2 separate regions of the Homo sapiens genome follow, and region 1 is linked to region 2. Evidence: chromatin loops called from intact Hi-C (ENCODE). Cell type or tissue: mammary epithelial cell. All regions are shown on one strand. Links, peaks and the distances in the headings refer to the core of each region. The heading gives the core; the rest is flanking DNA.

Region 1 (10,084 bases), core at 756-8,755, 280 kb before region 2:
ATGTTTTGTGAGAAGGAACTAGGCAGTAAAAGGCAGTCACATCACCTGGGTGGTGAGCACAGAGATGTGTGACAATGGCTCCTGCAGGCAGAACCTAAATAAGGGAGTTACATTTTCTGGGTTTTAGACCCAGTAATATGTCACAGTGAACCACGTGGGCAAAGCAGAGGAGAGTTAACATAATCTAGGGGTGATGGCAGCAATATTTTACAATGCTCACTGTGGTCAGCACCAAAGCAGGAGAGAAAACTCCCATCACTGGCCGGGCACGGTGGCTCACAACTGTAATCCCAGCACTTTGGGAGGCCAAGGCAGGTGGATCACCTGAGGTCAGGAGTTCGAGACCAGCCTGACCAACATGGAGAAACCCTGTCTCTACTAAAAATACAAAAATTAGCCAGGCGTGGTGGCGCATGCCTGTAATCTAAGCTACTTGGGAGGCTGAGACAGAATTGTTTAAACCCAGGAGGCGGAGGTTGCCTTGAGCCAAGATTGCACCATTACACTCCAGCCTGGGTAACAAGAGCGAAATTCTGTCTCAAAAAAAAAAAAAAGAAAGAAAGAAAGAAAGAAAAAGAAAACTCCCATCACCTGGATGCAAGGCCCAGTGATATGTCCCAATGCCTAATGTGGAAAGCACAGAGGCAAGGAAATGGAGTCACATCACCTAGTTTCTGGTGCAGCGATATGTCACGATTCCATCTGTGGGTTAAATCCAAACAGGAGAGAAAACTCACTTGGGTTCTACACAGAGGCATGTGTCACAATCATAGGTGCAGGAAGGTCCAAATGAGATTAACAATCCTGTACATAACCCGCTTCTGTGTGCAGCAGCAAGGCAGGAGAGGAGACTCACATTACCTGGGTGCAAGGCTCTGAGATATGTTAATGTCTTTTTTGAGTAGCACCAAGGCAGGAGAATAGTTACATCATCTAGGTGCTGGGTCCAGCAGTGTGGCACAATCCTATTTGTAGGCTGGGCCAGTTCTGAAGATCACAATACTCAGCTGCTAGACAGAAGTGTGTCAAAACTGCACCTGAAGGAAAGACCAAGGATGAGACTAACAATCCTGTATATACCCCAATTCTTGGTATGAGAGTCAACACCTCCTGTATGTTAAATCCAAGTACACAAGTCACATTTTTAGAATGAATTGAATCATTGAATGAGAGACACAATCCCTCTTACTGGCTGTTTCACCTTAGTGGAATCACAGACTAACAGTGTGTTCAATCTTGGTCTGAAAGTCACCAACTTAACTTTGGACTGGATTCACTTATAAGAGTAAATTTTCCAACTTGCAACTGTCTCTGGATATGAGATTCAGAACATCCAGTGGATTGTATTCATGTGAAAAGAGGACAATCTTTACTGTCGGCTGGGTGTGCCTGAGTGTCAAAACCTCAACTGTACAATGAGCCTAGTTAGAACATTCCCTGTACCAACCGAGGAATTTATAAGGTTCCCATGAGAGTCGCAATCTTTTGTGACTGGGAGACAATTGTAATGGTATCGACCCATAATCGTACCTGTGGCTCTATGCCCAGATATGAGAGTTAACACCTCTATAATGACTGGGTCCAGATATGAGAGTTGTTACCTCCCTATAAGCTAGGCTTACTAATGAGTCACCACCTCAGCTGTTGCCTGATGTTCACATATGACAGTCACAATTTCAACTCTGCACTGCATCCACATGTAAGATTTAAGACCTCTCCAGTAGGCTTTGTCCATGGATGAGGGTGACAATCTTAACAATTGGCAAAGTGTGCATACATAAATCACAATCCCATCTGTTTTCTAGAGCCGTTATGACACTCTGTATACCACTTGAGGACTTTATACAATATGTGAGAGAGTGTAATTTTCTCTGACCTTCCTAAAAAGAGAAGAGTGACAATCTTACCCATGTACCTAAGCCCACATATGAGAGATAGTATGTCTCCTATTGACTGGTTTCAGATATGACAGCCAACATTGTGCCTATGATCTGAAAAAAGATGTCACAATCTCCACTGTGGATAGGGAGTGAGCAGGAGACTTATATCATCTGGGTAATAGGCCAGGGATATGTCACAAACTTCTCTGAGAGAAGGCACCAGGCAGAAGAATTAAAACCTGGGTGCTCAGTCAGGGATATGTTAAATTTCCTCCTGAAACCAGGGCACAGACAGTACAGTCACATCACCTGGGAGCTGAGACGAGTGATATGTCACAATGCTCCCTATGAGCAAAGCTCAGGCAGGAGAAACACATCACCTGATTTCTGGGTCAGAAGATACGTCACAATCTCTCATTGTGGGGAAACCTTGGTAGAAAAGGAGAGTCACATCAAATAGTTGATGCTCTTAAAGATATGTCACAATGCTCTGTTGTCATGGTCCATACAGGAGACTCATGTCACCATGTTGCTGGGCCCAGCAATATGTCACAATGCCTTTTGAGGTCCAGGCCAAAGCAAACAGTAATGTCACATTGGCATAGAGCTCCACAATATGTCTCCATCTCCCTTGCCAGCAGAACTTATGATGGAAGAAGAACCACACTTGTTGGTACTGAGCCAAGGGATATGTCAAAATTCCCTCTGTGAGCAGGGACCAGGCAGGAGAAGAGAGTCATAACACCTGGGTAATGAATGGAAATATATGTCATAATGCTCCTTTTTGGCAGTAGAGTTACATTACCAGGGTGTCAAACCCAGCAATATGTCACAATTGCTTATGTGGTCGGGGAACAGGCAGGAGAGTCACATAACCTGGGCATAGGGCTCAGAGACATGTCCCAACGCCTTCCGTAGGCAGTGCCAAGGCAGGGGAGGAGACTCAAATCATTTAAGTGTAAGGTCCAGCGATATGTCACAATGTCCCCTGTGAGCAGCACCAATGCAGAAAAATAGAATCACATCCCCTCAGTTCTGGGTTCAGCTATGTGTCACTATTCCATCTGTGGGCTGGTCTTAGGCAAGAGAGTCAGATCACTCAGGTGCTGGGCAGAGAAAAATGTTACAATTAAACCTGTGGGAAGGTGCAGAGATGAAATTAACAATCCCACACATGTTCCGGTTTTAGGTAAAGGAGGTTAACCCTTCCTATATGTTGTGTCTAAGAACAGGAGTTACAATGTCAACAGTGAACTAAATTTGTACCTGACAGCCTATACTCCTCCTGTGGACTTTGTCTAATTAGTGAAGTCACAGCCTCATACGCATGCTGAATCTTGCTCTGAGTGTCACCAACTCACCTATGGACTGGATCCATATATAAGAGTCAATTTTTCCACCTTTGACTTCCTCTAGGTGTGATCCAGAACTTCAAAAGTGGGCTGTGTTTATGTGAGAATATGATGATGTATACTTTTTGATGGGTGTTCATATAACAGTGAAAATCTCCAGGCCGGCTGCAGTGGCTCACACCTGTAATCCCAGCACTTTGGGAGGCTGATGCAGGTGGATCACGAGGTCAGGAGATTGAGACCATCCTGGCCAGCATGGTGAAACCCTGTTTCTACTAAAAGTACAAAAATTAGCCGGGCATGGTGGTATGTGCCTGTAATCCCAGATACTCAGGAGGCTGAGGCAGGAGAATCACTTGAACCCGGAGGTGGAGATTGCAGTAAGCTGAGATCGCGCCACTGCACTCCAGCTGGGGTGACAGAGCAAGACTTCATCTCAAAAGAAAAAAAGAAAAAGAAAAAGAGAAAATCTCCTCTGTGTGCTGGGTCTTGTTAGTACACTCTTTTTTTTTTTTTTTTTTTTTTTTTTTGGTGAGACAGAGTCTCGCACTATCACCCAGGCTGGAGTACAGTGGCATGATCTCAATTCAATGCAACCTCCACCTCCCGGGTTGAAGCAATTCTCCTGCCTCAGGCTCCCAAGTAGCTGGGATTACAGGTGCCCACCACCATGCCCAGCTAATTTTTTGTATTTTTTAGTAGAGATGGGGTTTCAACATGTTGGTCAGGCTGGTCTTGAACTCCTGACCTCGTTTCACCCACCTCGGCCTCCCAAAGTGCTGGGATTACAGGCGTGAGCCACTGCGCCTGGTTAGTACACTATACTACTCAAAGGCTTTATCCAGTATAAATGAGAGGCACAATTTACTCTAAAATCATGTTTGTAAGCACCCATGACCATACTTGTGGCCCTAAGCCCAGGTATTAGTCAACATCTCTCTTAATTTGTTGGGTTTAAGAGAGTAGAGTCCTCATCTGCTATGTTCTGAGTTTAGAAATGTGTCACCATCTCAACTGTGGTTGGAGGCTCATACATGAGTCACAATTCCAACTGTGGACAGTGTTTGCATTTGAGATTCTGTTTGCATTTGAGATTCAAGACTTCAGCCATAGGCTCTTTCCCTGTGTGAGGGTGATAATCCTAATAATTGGTGAGGTGTGCATATAAGAAACAATCTCACCTTTGTGCTGTGTGCCCTGGGATAACACGTTTGTAACACTCGAGGGCATTATACAATATGTTAGAGTGTGGCAATTCTTTATGACCTTCATAAAAAGAGAAGACCAAGGAAGTGACTCATTTATCTAAGTCGAGCTATGAGAGACAGTATTTCTTCCAATAGCTGACTAGAGGTATGAGAGTCATCATTCCACTTATAAGCTGACTATAGTATATGTCACCATTTAACCTGTAGGTAGGGAGTTAGCAAGAGAGTTACATCACCTGGGATTTCAGCCAAGGTATCTCACAATCTTCCCCGAGGGAAGGAAACAAGCAGGAGTGTCATATCACCTGGGTGCTCAGCCAGGGATATGTTACAATTCTCTCCTGAAAGCACAGCACAGGCAACAGAGTCACATCACCTGGGTGCTGAGCTAAGCACTATGTCACAATGCTCCCTGGGGGCAAGACAGGGGCAGAAGAGCCATATCACCTGGTGTCTGGTTCCAGGGATATGTCACAATATTTCCTGTTCAGGGCACAGTGCAGGCAAGAAGTGTCACCTTTTAGGTCATGGACGCAGATATATGTCACAAGGTCCCTGTGGGCAGAGCCCAGGCAGGAGCATGCAATCCCATAGGTAGTGGGCCTAGCAATATTTTACAATATCCAAAATATTTGAGGCCCAGGGAAAACAGGAGAATCACATCACCTAGATGCTGGGTCCAGTGATATGCCGCAATCCTCCCTTTTGGCAGGGCCCAGATAGAAAAGAGTTACATCATCTAGGTGATGAATAAAAAGATATGTTATAATACCTCTGTGGACAGGGCCCATGCAGGAGATTCACATCATCGAGGTGTTAGAACAAGCCACATGTCACAATACACAATGTACAAGAGGAACCAGGCAGCACAGGAGAGTCACACGACCTAGGTTCTGACCCAGCAATATATTACAATCCCTTCTTAGGAAAAGCCTAGGAAGTAGAGGAAAGTCATATCACCTGGGCACTAGGCCCTGTGATATGTCCAGTGTTCTCTGTGGAAAGCACTAAGACAAGAGAATAGACTCACATCACCTAAATGCTGGGTCCAGAAATATGGCACAATCCCATCTGTACGTTGGGCCCAGGCAGGAGAGTCAAATTACTTAGGTGCTTAAAAAAGGTGTATGTCACAAACACACCTGAATTAAGGTCGAGGTATGAGATTAACAATTTCACACATTTCTTAGTTCTAGGTATGAGACAAAATACCCTCTGTATGTTGGGTGTAAGTACCTGAGTGACAGTCTCAATGATGGTCTGGATTTGTGCATGAGAACTTCAATCCTTCCTGCAAATTCTGTCATTTTAATGAAGTCACTGACTCACAGGTGTGCTGAATCTTGGTCTCAGAGACACTAACCTCTCTATGGATCGAATTAACATGAGATTTAATTTTCTAACTTTCAACTTCATCTGGGTATGAGATTCAGAACCTCAACAGTGAGCTGTGTTTATGTGGAAGGATGACAGTCTTTACTGTTGGCAGGCTATGCATATGAGTGTCGCAACCTCCCCTGTGTGCTGAGTTCTGTTAGGACATTCCCTGTACCTCTTGACGACTTTACACAGTATGTGACAGAGTGTTAATTCTTTATGACCTTCATACAAAGAAGAAACCCAAGACATTACTCATTTTCCTGACCCTGGCTATGAGAACTAGTGTATCTGCTATTGGTTGTTTAGAGGTATGAGAGTCATATTGCCCCTATAAGTTTGGATAAGATATGTATCACAATCCCACCAGTGAATAGGGATTGACCAGAAGACTCACATCACCTGCCTTTTGGGGCAATATGTCACAATCATCTCTAAGGGCAGGGATAGGGCAGAAGTGTCACACCACCTGGGTGCTCGATTAGGGATACGTTACAATCTCCTCTTGAAAGCAGAATATAGTCAGCAGAGTCACATCACCTGGATGCTAGGCCCAGTGACATGTTACAATGATCTGTGGGCAAGGACCAGGCAGGAAAAACACATCACTTGATTGCTGAGACCGGTGATTTGCCACAATCTTCCCAGTGGTCAGGGTGCAGGCAAAAAGGGGAGTTAAATCTCCTAGATAATGAATGCAAAGATATGTCACAAGGTCACTTATGTGCTGGGCTCAGGCAGAAGCCTCCGATTTCATGGGTGTTGAACTCAATGGTATGTCACTATACCCAAAATATGCCAGAAACAGGAAAAATAAAAGAATCACATCACCTAAGTGATGGAAAGATGATACAATACTTCTGTGGGTGGTTCCCCTGCCATAAAGTTGTATCACCTAGGTGTTGAATCCAGGCATGTCACAACACACAATGCATGCAGGGCTTAGGCAGAAGAGGAGAGTCACAACACATAGGTGGTGAGTCCAGCAACACATCACAATCCCTGCTTGGGCAAAGCCCAAACCATAGAGAAGAGTCACATCACCTACTGGGCTCAGCAATATGTCACACTACCCCTTATGTGGAGGGCCCATGCAAGAGAGTCACATCACCTATATAATGGGCTCAGCAATATGTCACAATACCCATTCCGGGGAAGGCCCATCCAAGAGAGTCACATCATCTAAATTACGGGCCCAAAAACATGTCAAAATGCTCTCTGTGAGTACAGCTCAGGAAAATAAAAGAATCACACGACCTAGGGTTTAGGCCCAACTATATGTAAAAAACACCCCAGTTCGCAGAGCCCATGCATGAGAAAAGAGTCACATCACCTATGTGCTGGGCCCAGTGATATGTACCAATACTTGTTTTGGCAGTTCCCAGGTAGAAGAGGAGTGTCGCATCACCTAGGTGATTAACAGAAAGATATTTCATAATACCCCTATGGGCAGGGCCCATGCAGGAGAGTTGCATTACCTAGGTGTTAGACTCAGTGATATGTCTTAGTACACAATGTGTGCAGGTCCCAGGCTGGAGAGGAGAGTCACCTCATCTAGGTTCTTGACCCAGTGGTATGTCACAATCCCTTTTTGTGCAGAGATGAAACAGCAGAGTCACATCACCCGGATTCTGGGCCCAGCAATATATCACAATACCCCAAGAAGACAGTCCAAACAAAAGAGTTACATTGGCCAGGTGTGGTGGCCCATGCCTGTAATCCCAGCACTTTGGGAGGCCAAGGCAGGTGGCTCACTTGAGGTCAGGAATTCGAGACCAGCCTGGCCAACATGGTGAAACTTCATCTCTACTAAAAATACAAAAATTAGCTGGGCGTGGTGGCATGTGTACCTGTAATCCCAGCTACTCAGGAGGCTGAGGCAGGTGAATCACTTGAACCCAGGAGGCGGAAGTTGCAGTGAACCAAGATCACACCACTGCACTCCAGCCGGGGCAACAAAGCCAGACTCTGTCTCAAAAAAATAAAAGTTATATTACCTAATTAACGGTCTCAGAGATAAGACACAGTGCCCCTCACAGATAGGGCTCAGGAAGAAGTGTGGAGTCACATAACATTTGAGCTGGCCCCAGCTATGTGTCAAAATCACTCCAGTCGGCAGGGCCCTGGCATAAGAAGACAGTCATATCGAAGCTAGGTGCAGTGGCTCATGCCTGGAATCCCAGTACTTTGGGAGGCCAAGGCAGGCGGCTCACCTGAGGTTGGGAGTTTGAGACCAGCCTGACTAACATGGAGAAACCCCATCTCTACTGAAAACATAAAAAAAATTTGCCAGGTGTGGTGGCGCATGCCTGTAATCCCAGCTGAGCCAAGATCATGGTATTGCACTCCAGCCTGGGCAACAAGAGCAAAACTCTGTCTTAAAAAAATAAATAAATAAAAAGTCACACAATGTAGGTGCTTGGCCAAGCAATATGTCACAATCCCTACTGTGGACAGGTCCCAGGGAGAAGAGAGTCACACAACCTCAGCAATGGGCCCACATATATGTTACAGTGACTTCTGCGAGTCAGCAGAAGAATCATATCACCTGTATGCTAAATTCAGCAGTAAGTCACTCTCTCTTCTAAGGGCAAGGCCCAGGCAGGAGAGGAGAGTCATATCACCTTGGTGCTGGGCCCATTTGGTCAATGTCCAGGTAAGAGAGAAGAGTCACATAAAATAGTCAAAGGGTGCCAAGAGCAATGGTTCACACCTGTAATCTCAGCACATTGGGAGGTCAAGGCGGGTGGACTGGCTGAGGTCAGGAGTTTGATATCGGCCTGGCCAACAGGGTGATATCTTGTCTCTACTGAAAACACAAAAATCAGCCAGACGTGGCGGCACACACCTGTAGTCTCAGCTACTCAGGAGGCTGAGGCAGGAGAATCACTTGAACCCAGGAGGCAAAGGTTGAAGTGAGCAGAGATCACGCCACTGCACTCCATCCTAGGTGACAGAGTGAGATTCTGTCTCAAAAATAAAATTAAAATAAATAAAATATAATACAATAAATAAAATAAAATAGTCAAAGGGCCCCAGATATGTTACAATGCACCTTGTAGGCAGGGTCCAGGCAGGAGACTCATATCACATTTGTTCTGGGCCCAGTAATATATCACCACACCTGCTGAGGGCAGTGCCATGACACAAGAGTACTGTCACCCTAGTATTAGGCCCAGTGACATGTCACAATATCCCCTGTGGGCAAAAACCTAGAAGAGGAGAAAAGTCATGTTAGCTAGGTGCTGAGCCCTGTGATACATCACAATCCTTTCTGTGAGTAGGGGCCAAGCAGAAGAGAGCTGCATTACCTGTGTGATGGATGCAGGGATATGTCACAATGTCCTCTGTAGGCAGGGCCTAAGCAGTAGAGTTACATCACCTAGGTTTGGGACCCAACAGTATGTCACAATGGGCCACATGGGCAGGGCACAGGCAGAAGAGTCACATAACCTATGTGTGGGGCCCAGCGATATGACACAATGCCCCCTGTGGAAGAGCCAAGGCAGGAGAGAAGATTCACACCACCTGGGTACAAGACCCAGCAATATGTCACAATGTCTTCTGTGGGCAGTGCCAAGGCAGTGGAATAGTTACATTACCTCAATTCTGGGTCCAACGATATGTCACAATCCTTTCTGGGGGCTGGGCTCAGGCGGGAGCAACAACTCACTCTGTTGCCAGATAAAGTCACATGTCATAATCACACCATCAGAAATGTTCAGGGATGAGATTATACATCTGGACTGGAAAGAATCAACACATCAAAAATATGACCAGATTGTGCATGGTGGTGCATGCCTGTAATCCCAGCACTTTGGGAGGTCAAGGCGGGAGGATACTTTGAGCCCAGGAGTTTGAGACTATCCTGGGGGCCACATGGTGAGACAACCCCTATATTAAAAAATAATAAATAAATTAAAAAAAAAAAAAAAATATATATATATATATATATATATATATATAAAACCAGAGCCTGAAAAACATAGCAAGACCAAGTCTCTTCTTAAAAAAAAAGGAGAGATAGATGATAGATTGATTACAGGTAGGTAGGTAGGTAGGTAGGTAGTTAGGTAGGTAGACAGACAGACAGAGATAGAACCAGGCATGGTGGCTCACGCCTGTAAGCTCAGTACCTTGAGAGGCCGAGGCCAGCAGATCGCTTGACCGTGGGAGTTTGAGATCAGCCTGGAAAACATGATGGAACCCCATCTCTACAAAAATAAAAAGCAAGATATGCAAAATAATGTGCCAGTGTGGTGCCGTA
Region 2 (10,084 bases), core at 656-8,655:
CTTAACAACTGGCAAAGTGTGCATACACAAAAACAATCTCATGTTTTCTGCAACCTGTTAGGACACTCTCTGTACCACCCGGGGCTTCATACAATATGTGAGAGTGTAATTCTCTCTGACCTTCCTACAAAGGGGAGAGCCAGAATCTTACTCATTTTCCCAAGCCCACATATGAAAGATAGTTTGTCTCTTATTGGCTGATTTTTGATATGAGAGTAAACATCACACCTATGATCTGAACAAAGGTATATGTCACAATCTCCCCTGTGGATAGGGAGTGAGCAGGAGAGTTACATCATCTGGGTAACAGGCCAGGGATATGTCACAATCTTCTCTGAGAGCAGACACCAGGCAGAAGAGTTAAAACCTGGGTGCTCAGTCAGGGATAAGTTCAATTTCCTCCTGAAATCAGGGCACAGACAGTAGAGTCATATCACATGGGTGCTGAGACCAGTGATATGTCACAATGCTCCCTGTAAGCAAAGCTCAGGCAGAAGAAACATGTCATCTGATTTCTGGGCCAGAAGGTATGTCACAATCTCTCATATGAGGGAAGCCTTGTGTAAAAGGAGAGTCACATCAAATAGTTGATGCTCTTAAAGATGTCACAATGCTCTGTTGTCAGGGTCCATACAGGAGACTCATGTTACCTTGTTGAGCCCAGTAATATGTCACAATGGCTTCTGAGGTCCAGGCCCAGGCAAAACAGTAATGTCACATTGGTGTAGAGCTCCATAATATGTCTCAATCTCCCTTGCCAGCAGAACTCATGATGGAAGAAGAATCACATTTGTTTGGTACGGAGCCAAGTGATATGTCACAACTCCCACTGTGAGCAGGGAACAGGCAGGAGAAGAGAGTCACATCACTTTGATGATGAGTGGAAATATATGTCACAATGCTCCTTGTTGGCAGTAGAGTTATACCAGAGAGTCGGACCCAGCAATATGTCATAATTGCTTATGTGGTCAGGGGACAGTCAGGAGAGTCACATAACCTGGGTGTGGGGCCCAGAGATACGTGACAATGCATTCTGTGGGCAGTGCCAAGGCAAAGGAGGAGACTCACATCACCTAAGTGCAAGGCCCAGCGATATGTCACAATGTCCCCTGTGAGCAGCACCAACACAGAAAAATAGAGTCACATCCTTTCAGTTCAGGGTTCAGCAATATGTCACTATTCCATCTGTGGGCTGGTCTTAGGCAAGAGTCAGATCACTCAGGTGCTGAAAATGTTACAATTAAACCTGCAGGAAGGTGCAGGGATGAAATTAACAATCCCACACATGTTCTGGTTTTAGGAATAGGAAGTTAACCCTTCCTATATATTGTGTCTAAGAACAGGAGTTACAATTTCAACGATGAACTAAATTTGTACCTGACAGCCTATACTCCTCCTGTGGACTTTGTCTAATTAGTGAAGTCACAGACTCACAGGTGTGCTGAATCTTGCTCTAAGTGTCATCAACTCACCTGCAAACTGAATCCACATATGAGAGTCAATTTTTCCACCTCTGACTACCTCTATGTGTGAGAGTCAGAACTTCAAGAGTAGGCTATGTTTATGTGAGAAAATGATGATGTATGCTATTTGATGTGTGTTCATACAACAGTAAAAATCTCCAGGCCGGCTGTGGTGGCTCACGCCTGTAATCTCAGCACTTTGGGAGACTGAGGCGGGCAGATCATGAGGTCAGGAGATCGAGACCATCCTGGTGAACATGGTGAAACTCCATCTCTACTAAAAATACAAAAGTTATCTGGGCATGGTGGTGCGTGCCTGTAATCCCAGCTACTCAGGACGCTGAGGCAGGAGAATCACTTGAACCCAGGAGGTGGAGGTTGCAGTGAGCTGAGATCACGCCACTGCACTCCAGCCTGGGTGACAGTGAGACTCTGTCTTAAAAAAAAAAAATTTGATATATATATATATATATATCAAATTAGCCAGGCGTGGTGGCAGGCACCTGTAGTACCAGCTACTGGAGTGGCTGAGGCAGAACAATGGCGTGCACCTGGGAGGTGGAGCTTGCAGTGAGCTGAGATCGTGCCACTGCACTCCAGCCTGGGCAACAGAGAGATACTCCATCCAAAATAAAAATATATATATATATATACACACACATACACACAGGAGGAGACGGAGTCTCAGACTGCCACCTGGGCTGGGGTGCAGTGGCACGATCTCAACTCAATGCAACCCGGCTAGTACACTCTCTGTACTACTCAATGGCTTTATCCAGTATAAATGAGAGTCACAATTTACTCTAAAATCATGTTTGTAAGCACCCATGACCATACTTCTGGCCCTAAGCCCAGGTATTGGGGTAAACATCTCTCCAGTTGGTTGGGTTTGGATAGTAGTCCTCATCTGCTATGTTCTGAGTTTAGAAATGTGTCACCATCTCAACTGTGGCTGGAGGCTCATATATGACAGTCACAATTCCAACTGTGGACAGTGTTTGCATTTGAGATTCAAGACCTCAGCAATGGGCTCTTTCCATGTGTGAAGGTGATAATCCTAATGGTTGGCGAGGTGTGCATATTAGAAACAAGCTCACTTTTGTGCTGTGCCCTGGGATAACACTCTTTGTAACACTCAAGGGCATTATATGATATGTGGGAGGGTGGCAATTCTTTATGACCTTCATAAAAAGAGAGACCAAGGATGTGACTCATCTAAGGCAAGCTATGAGAGACACTATTTCTTCTAATAGCTGACTTGAGTTATGAGAGTAATCATCGCACTTATAAGCTGACTATAGTATATGTCACCATTTAACCTGTAGGTAGGGAGTTAGGAGGAGAGTCACATCACCTGGGATTTCAGCCAAGGATATCTTCCCTGAGGGAAGGAACCAAGCAGCAGTGTCACATCACCTAGGTGCTCAGCCAGGGATATGTTACAATTCTCTCCTGAAAGCACAGCACAGGCAACAGAGTCACAGCACTGTCACAATGCTCCCTGGGGGCAAGACAGAGGCAGAAGAGCCAAATCACCTTGTGTCTGGTTCCAGGGATATGTCACAATCTTTCCTGTGCAGGGCAGGGTGCAGGCAAGAAATGTCACATCTTTTACTTCATGGATGCAGATATATGTCACAATGTCCCTGTGGGCAGAGCCCAGGCAGGAGCACGCAATCCCATAGGTGGTAGGTCTAGTAATATTTTACAGTACTCAAAATATGTGAGGCACAGGAAAAACAGGTGAATCATATCACCTAGGTGCTGGGCCTAGTGATATGCCACAATCCTCCCTTCCGGCAGGGCCCAGGCAGAAAAACAGAATTACATCACCTAGGTGATGAATGAAAAGATATAACACCTCTGTGGGCAGGGCCCATACAGGAGATTTACATCACCAAGGTATTAGAACCAGCCACATGTCAATAACACAATGTACAACAGAAACCAGGCAGGAGAGGAGAGTCACATCACCTAGGTTCTGGACCCAGAAATATATTACAGTCCCTTCTTGGGAAAAGCCCAGGAAGTAGAGAAAAGTCACATCACCTGGACATTACTCACAGTGATATGTCCAATGCCCTCTGTGAAAAGCACTAGGACAAAAGAATAGATTCACATCACCTAAATGCTGGGTTGAGCAATATGGCACAACCCCGTCTGTACACTGGGCCCAGGCAGGAGAGTCAAATCACTCAGTTGCTGGGCAGAATTGTATGTCACAATCACATCTGGATGAAGGTGGAGGTATGAGATTAACAATTTCACACATTTTTTTAGTTCTAGGTATGAGACATAATACCCTCTGTATGTTGGGTATAAGTACATGAATGAGTCTCAATGACGGTCTGGATTTGTGTATGAAAACCTCAATCCCTCCTGCAAATTGTGTCATTTATTGAAGTCAACAACTCACACATGTGCTGAATCTTGGTCTCAGAGACACTGACCTCTCTATGGACTGAATTAACATGACATTCAATTTTCCAACTTTTGACTGCAGCTGGGTATGAGATTCAGAACCTCAACATTGAGCTGTGTTTATGTGGAAGGATGACAGTCTTTACTGTTGGCAGGCTATGCATATGAGTGTCACAACCTCCCCTGTGTGCTGAGTTCTGTTAGGACATTCTCTGTACCTCTTGACAACTTTACACAGTATGTGAGAGAGTGTTAATTCTTTATGACCTTCATACAAAGAGGAGGCCCAGGATATTACTCATTTTCCTGACCCTGGCTATGAGAGAAACTACATCTGCTACTGGTTGTTTAGAGGTATGAGAGTCATTATTGCACCTGTAAGTTTGGATAAGATATGCATCACAATCCCACCAGTGAATAGGTATTGACCAGTAGACTCACATCACCGCATTTTGGGGCAGTGATATGTCACAATCTTCTCTGAGGGCAGGGATAAGGCAGAAGTGCCACACCCACACATGGGTGCTTGATTAGGGTTATGTTAAAATCTCCCCCTGAAAGCAGAATACAGTCAGCAGAGTCACATCACCTAGATGCTAGGCCCAGTGATATGTTACAATGATCTGTGGGCAAGGACCAGGCAGGAAAAACAGATCACCTGATTGCTGAGACCGGTGATTCGTCACAATCTTCCCAGTGGTCAGGGTGCAGGCAGAAAAGGGGGGTTAAATCTCCTAGATAATGAATGCAAAGATATTTCACAAGGCCACTTATGTGCTGGGCTCAGGCAGAAGCCTCCATTTCATGGGTGTTGAACTCAATGATACGTCACTATACCCAAAATATGCCAGAAACAAGAAAAATAAAAGGGTCACATCACCTAGGTGATGGAAAGGAGACATGTCATAATACTTCCATGGGCAGTTCCCATGTCATAAAGTTATATCACCTAAGTGCTGAATCCAGGCATATGTCACAACACACAATGCATGCAGGGCTTAGGCAGAAGAGGAGAGTCATAACACGTAGGTGGTGAGTCCAGCAACACATCACAATCCCTGCTTGGGCAAAGCCCAATCCATAGAGAACTATGAGTCACATCACCTATGTACTGGGCTCAACAATATGTCACACTACCTTTATGGGGAGGGCCCATGCAAGAGAGTCACATCATCTAAATTATGGGCCCAAAAATATGTCAAAATGCTATGAGTATGGCTCAGGAAAATGAAAGAATCACATGACCTAGGGTTTAGGCCCAACTATATGTAACAAACACCCCAGTTCGCAGAGCACATGCATGAGCAAAGAGTCACATCACCTAGGTGCTGGGCCCAGTGATATGTAATAATACTTTTTTTGCAGTTCCCAGGCAGAAGAGGAGTGTCACATCACCTAGGTGATTAATATAAAGATATTTCATAATACTTCTGTGGGCGGGGCCCTTGCAGGAGAGTTGCATTACCTAGGTGTTAGACCCAGTGATATGTCTCAACACACAATGTGTGCAGGTCCCAGACTGGAGAGGAGAGTCACCTCATCTAGGTTCTTGACCCAGTGATATGCCACAATCCCTTTTTGGGCAGAGACCAAAGAGTAGAGTCACATCACCTAGATTTTGGGCCCAGCAATATGTCACAATATCCCAAGAAGAGGGTCCAAACAAAAGAGACACATCGGCCGGGCATCGTGGCTCACGCCTGTAATCCCAGCACTTTGGGAGGTCAAGGCAGGTGGATCACTTGAGGTCAGGAATTTGAGACCAGCCTGGCCAACATGGTGAAACCTCATCTCTACTAAAAATACAAAAAGTAGCTGACTGTGGCGGTGCATGCCTATAATCCCAGCTACTCATGAGGCTGAGGCAGTTGAATCACTTGAACCCAGGAGGTGGAGGTTGCAGTGAGCCAAGATTTTGCCACTGCACTCCAGCCTGGGTGACAGAGCCAGACTCCATCTCGAAAAAAGAGAGTCACATCACCTAATTAAGTGTCTCAGAGTTAAGACACAGTGCCCCTCATGGGTAGGGCCCAGGAAGAAGTGTGAAGTCACATATAACCTTTGAGCTAGGCCCAGCAATGTGTCAAAATCACTCCAGTGGGTAGGGCCCAGGCCTAAGAAAAGAGTCATATCACGTAGGTGCTTGGCCAAGCAATACGTCACAATCCCCACTGTGGACAGGTCCCAGGGAGAAGAGAGTCACACAGTCTCAGCGATGGACCCAGATATATGTTACAGTGACTTCTGGGAGTCAGCAGAAGAATCAAATCACCTGTATGCTAAACTCAGGAATAAGTCATTCTCTCTTCTGTGGGCAAGGCCCGGCTGAAGAGGAGAGTTACATCACCTTGGTGCTGGGCCCAAATATATGTCACAATCTCTTTTTGGGCAACGTTCAGGTAAGAGAGAAGAGTCACATAAAATAGTTAAAGGGGGCCAAGCACAATGGCTCACACCTGTAATCCCATCACTTTAAGAGGTTGAGGCGGGCGGATTGGCTGAGGTCAGGAGTTTGAGAACAGCCTGGCCAACATGGTGAAACCCTGTCTCTACTAAATATAGAAAAATTAGATGGGCCTGGTGGTGTGTACCTGTAATCCCAGCTACTAGGGAGGCTGAGGCAGGAGAATCGCTTGAACCTGCGAGGTGAAGGTTGTAGTGAGCCAAGATTGTACCACTGCACTCCAGCCTGGGCAAAAGAACGAGACTCTTTCTCAAAAAAAAAGAAAAAAAAAAAAAAAAAGCTTAAATATCTGTCCTTTTCAGACAATAAACATGTCATTTAAATATTTCCATGAGAGATAATTTAATAAACAACCATATGTGAACATTTCTAGAAAGTGTCAAGTTCCATGTCATAAAATTTTGCATTAAACTTGGATATCTAGACAACAGAATACAGAACAGAGATATCCACCATTACAAATTCTAGACTTTGAAAAAAAGAGGAGCTGATGGTTTGAGAAATATATACAATGCACCAATTAATCTATCATATTTGCTTGTGGAAATGTATTCACTTTGTATAGCCATAATGGAAAAAAGATTTTTCCTATTTCTCTTCTCTGGTAGCATTCTCAAAGCAAACCCCTGGGGTTCTATTTAAAATTACACAACCAGAAAAAAACATAAATTTAACAAATAAAACATATCACTAGATTTTTCTGAAATATACCTTTCATAGTCGTTGACTTTTTAAACATCTTTTAAGCTCTTCTGATGAAATGTAATTTACAGTTATTAAAAAACTGAAATTGGGCCGGGCGTGGTGGCTCACGCTTGTAATCCCAGCACTTTGGGAAGCTGAGGTGGGCAGATCATAAGGTCAGGAGTTCCAGACCAGCCTGGCCAACACAGTGAAACCCCGTCTCTACTAAAAATAGAAAAATTAGCTGGGCATGCTGGTGGGCGCCTGTAATCCCAGCTACTCAGGAGGCTGAGGCAGGAGAACAGCTTGAACCCGGGAGGCGGAGGTTGTGGTGAGCCAAGATTGTACCACTGCACTCCAGCCTGGGCGACAGAGCTAGACTCTGTCTCAAAAAAAAAAAAAAAAAAAAAAACTGAAATTGAAATAAGTGAAAAAATCTTTCCAAGGTGACAAACTCAGGAAGTGGCAGTGCTGATTGGGACACAAACATGTCTGACTCCACTGTCAAGTCAGACCATAATATCACTCAAAATATTCTGTCATCCCCATCCTGCCTATTAAATTACTCAGTGACCACCTTCCCAGGAGACACTTTGTACCCCACTGTGAGTCTCAGGTACATTTTGCTTGCAGGTTCTTGCATTGCCTTACTGGGATGGGATCTTCTTGTCCTTTGGAAAAAATTTTATTTCAAGAATCCAGAGAACAAAAATCATTTCTGCCTTTTCTCATCAATGCGAACATTTGATTGTCTCATCACCAATGTGTCTACTAAAAATAAAAATCAGGTTGAGAGGCCAGGCGTGGTGGCTCACACCTGTAATCCCTGCACTTTGAGAGCCCCAGGCAGATGGACCACCTGAGGTCATGAGTTAGAGACCAGCCTGGCAAACATAATGAAACCCCGTATGTACTAAAAATACAAAAAATTAGGCCGGGCACCGTGGTTCACGCCTGTAACCCCAAATCTTTGGGAGGGCGAGGCAGGTGGATAATCTGAGGTCAGGAGTTCGAGAACAGCCTGGGCAACATGGCGAAACCCCGTCTCTACTAAAAATACAATTAGCTGGGCGTGGTGGCACGCACCTGTCTACTCAGGAGGCTGAGGCAGGAGAATGGTTTGAAACCGGGAGGCAGAGGTTTCAGTGAGCCGAGATCATGCCACCGCACTCCAGCCTGGATGACAGAGCAAGACTCTGTCTCCCAAAAACACAAAACAAACAAGCAAACAAACAAAAATTCAAAAAATTAGCCGGCCTTGATAGCAGGCGCTTGTAATCCCAGCTACTCAGGACGCTGAGGTAGGAGAATTGGTTGAACCCAGGAGGTGAAGATTGTAGTGAGCCAAGATAACGACACTGCACTCCAGCCTGGGTAACAAGAGCGAAACTCCGTCTCAAAAAAAAAAAAAAAAACATTTGGCCCGGCACGGTGGCTCAGGCCTGTAATCCCAGCACTTTGGGAGGCCGAGGCGGGCGGATCACGAGGTCAGGAGATCAAGACCATCCTGGCTAACACGGTGAAACCCTGTCTCTACTAAATATACAAAAAATTAGCCGGGCAAGGTGGTGGGCGCCTGTAGTCCCAGCTACTCGGAAGGCTGAGGCAGGAGAATGGCGTGAACCCGGGAGGCGGAGCTTGCAGTGAGCCGGGGAGATCGCGCCACTGCCCTCCAGCCTGGGTGACAGAGCAAGACTCTGTCTCAAAAAAAAAAAAAAAAAATTAGCTTGAGAAAAAACTTCTTAACTGTTTACACACTTGTTCATTTTTATCTCATTGGGGGAAGACCTCTCAATATATTTCAGAGTCAAGAGGTAAAATTTTTTTAAAATAATTTTTTAAAGGGTACACTCTGAGGCTGGGCACAGTGGCTCATGCCTATAATCCCAGCTACTCGGGAGGCTGCGGTGGGAGAATCACTCGAACCTGGGAAGTGGAGGTTGTAGTGAGCCGAGACTGCACCACTGCACTCTAGCCTGGGAAAGAGAGTGAGACTCCATCTCAAAAAAAAAAAAAAAAAAAAAAAAAAAGGAAATGAAATATCCGCACCAGCAACATTAATACAAAAAGTTCTATTAAACAATGACACCCACTCAAATGTCACCTCTTCTATAAAGCCCTCCTTGATATTCCCACTGCTATGTTAGTGGCAGAATTGATCACTATTACCTTACAGCTCAATACCTTATGTCTTTTTATGTACAAGTATTATTCTCCAGAATAAATTAATTTTTTACACACCTATCCATGCTAATGAACTATAAACTCCTACACGGCAGGTATGTTGAACCCTGTTCATCTGTGTAATCCAAATTTCTGATACATAATAGGTGTCATACACACATAAAATCAAAACGCTATCAGGGAATTATTGGAAAAGCTAACAAATTATTTTTTTAACTTTTAAGTTCAAGGGTACATTGCAAATTTTTTACATAGGTAAATTTGTGTCATGGGGGTTTGTTGTGCAGATTACTTCATCGCCCAGGTATTAAGCCTACTACCCATAAGTTATTTTTCCTGATCCTCTCCCTCCTCCAATAGGCTCTAGTATGTGTTGTTCCCCTCTACGGGTCTATGTGTTCCCATTATTTAACTCCCACTTATAATGAGAACATGTGGTATTTAGTTTTCTATTCCTGTGTTAGTTTGCTAAGAATAATGGCTTACAGTTCCATCCACATTCCTGCAATGGACATAATCTCATTTTTTTTTTATAGATGCACAGTACTCCATGTTTTATATGTACATTTTCTTTATCCAGTCTATCACTGATAGGCATTTAGGTTGATTCCATGTCTTTGCTATCGTGAAGTGTGCTGCGGTGCACATACGCATGCATGTGCCTTTATAATAGAATAATTCATATTGCTTTGGGTAAATACCCAATAATGGATTGCTGGGTCAAATGGTATTCCTGTCTTGAGGTCTTCAGGGAGTTCCCACCATGTCTTCCATAATGGTTGAACTAATTTACACTCCCACCAACAGTGTAGAAGCATTCCTTTGTGAAAAAATAATTTTAATTTTCTAAGAGGTTAGCTTTTTAGAC

The links. Peaks named below come from ENCODE experiments on the same cell type or tissue, not always from the same donor. Only the 100,000 strongest peaks of a DNase experiment are listed, where the experiment ranks them.
Region 1: it touches region 2 in a loop (3-fold over the local background); 3 of 110 quality-filtered maps call a loop at or near these places.

The regions. Positions count from the first base shown.
Region 1 is chr19:24,048,884-24,058,967 of GRCh38, reverse strand. It overlaps a transcript of ZNF254 not described here. Among named protein-coding and RNA genes, the nearest start is that of ZNF254, 33 kb to the left of the region's middle. In mammary epithelial cell, for the core only: no CTCF peak of the experiment used is centred there; DNase peaks (open chromatin) are centred at 4,277 and 4,647; H3K27ac peaks cover 2,004 bases.
Region 2 is chr19:23,765,122-23,775,205 of GRCh38, reverse strand. The region is part of intron 1 of RPSA2 (ribosomal protein SA 2); the gene reads right to left. Among named protein-coding and RNA genes, the nearest start is that of RPSA2, 7.2 kb to the right of the region's middle. RefSeq lists an enhancer at 5,650-6,151. In mammary epithelial cell, for the core only: no CTCF peak of the experiment used is centred there; a DNase peak (open chromatin) is centred at 5,315.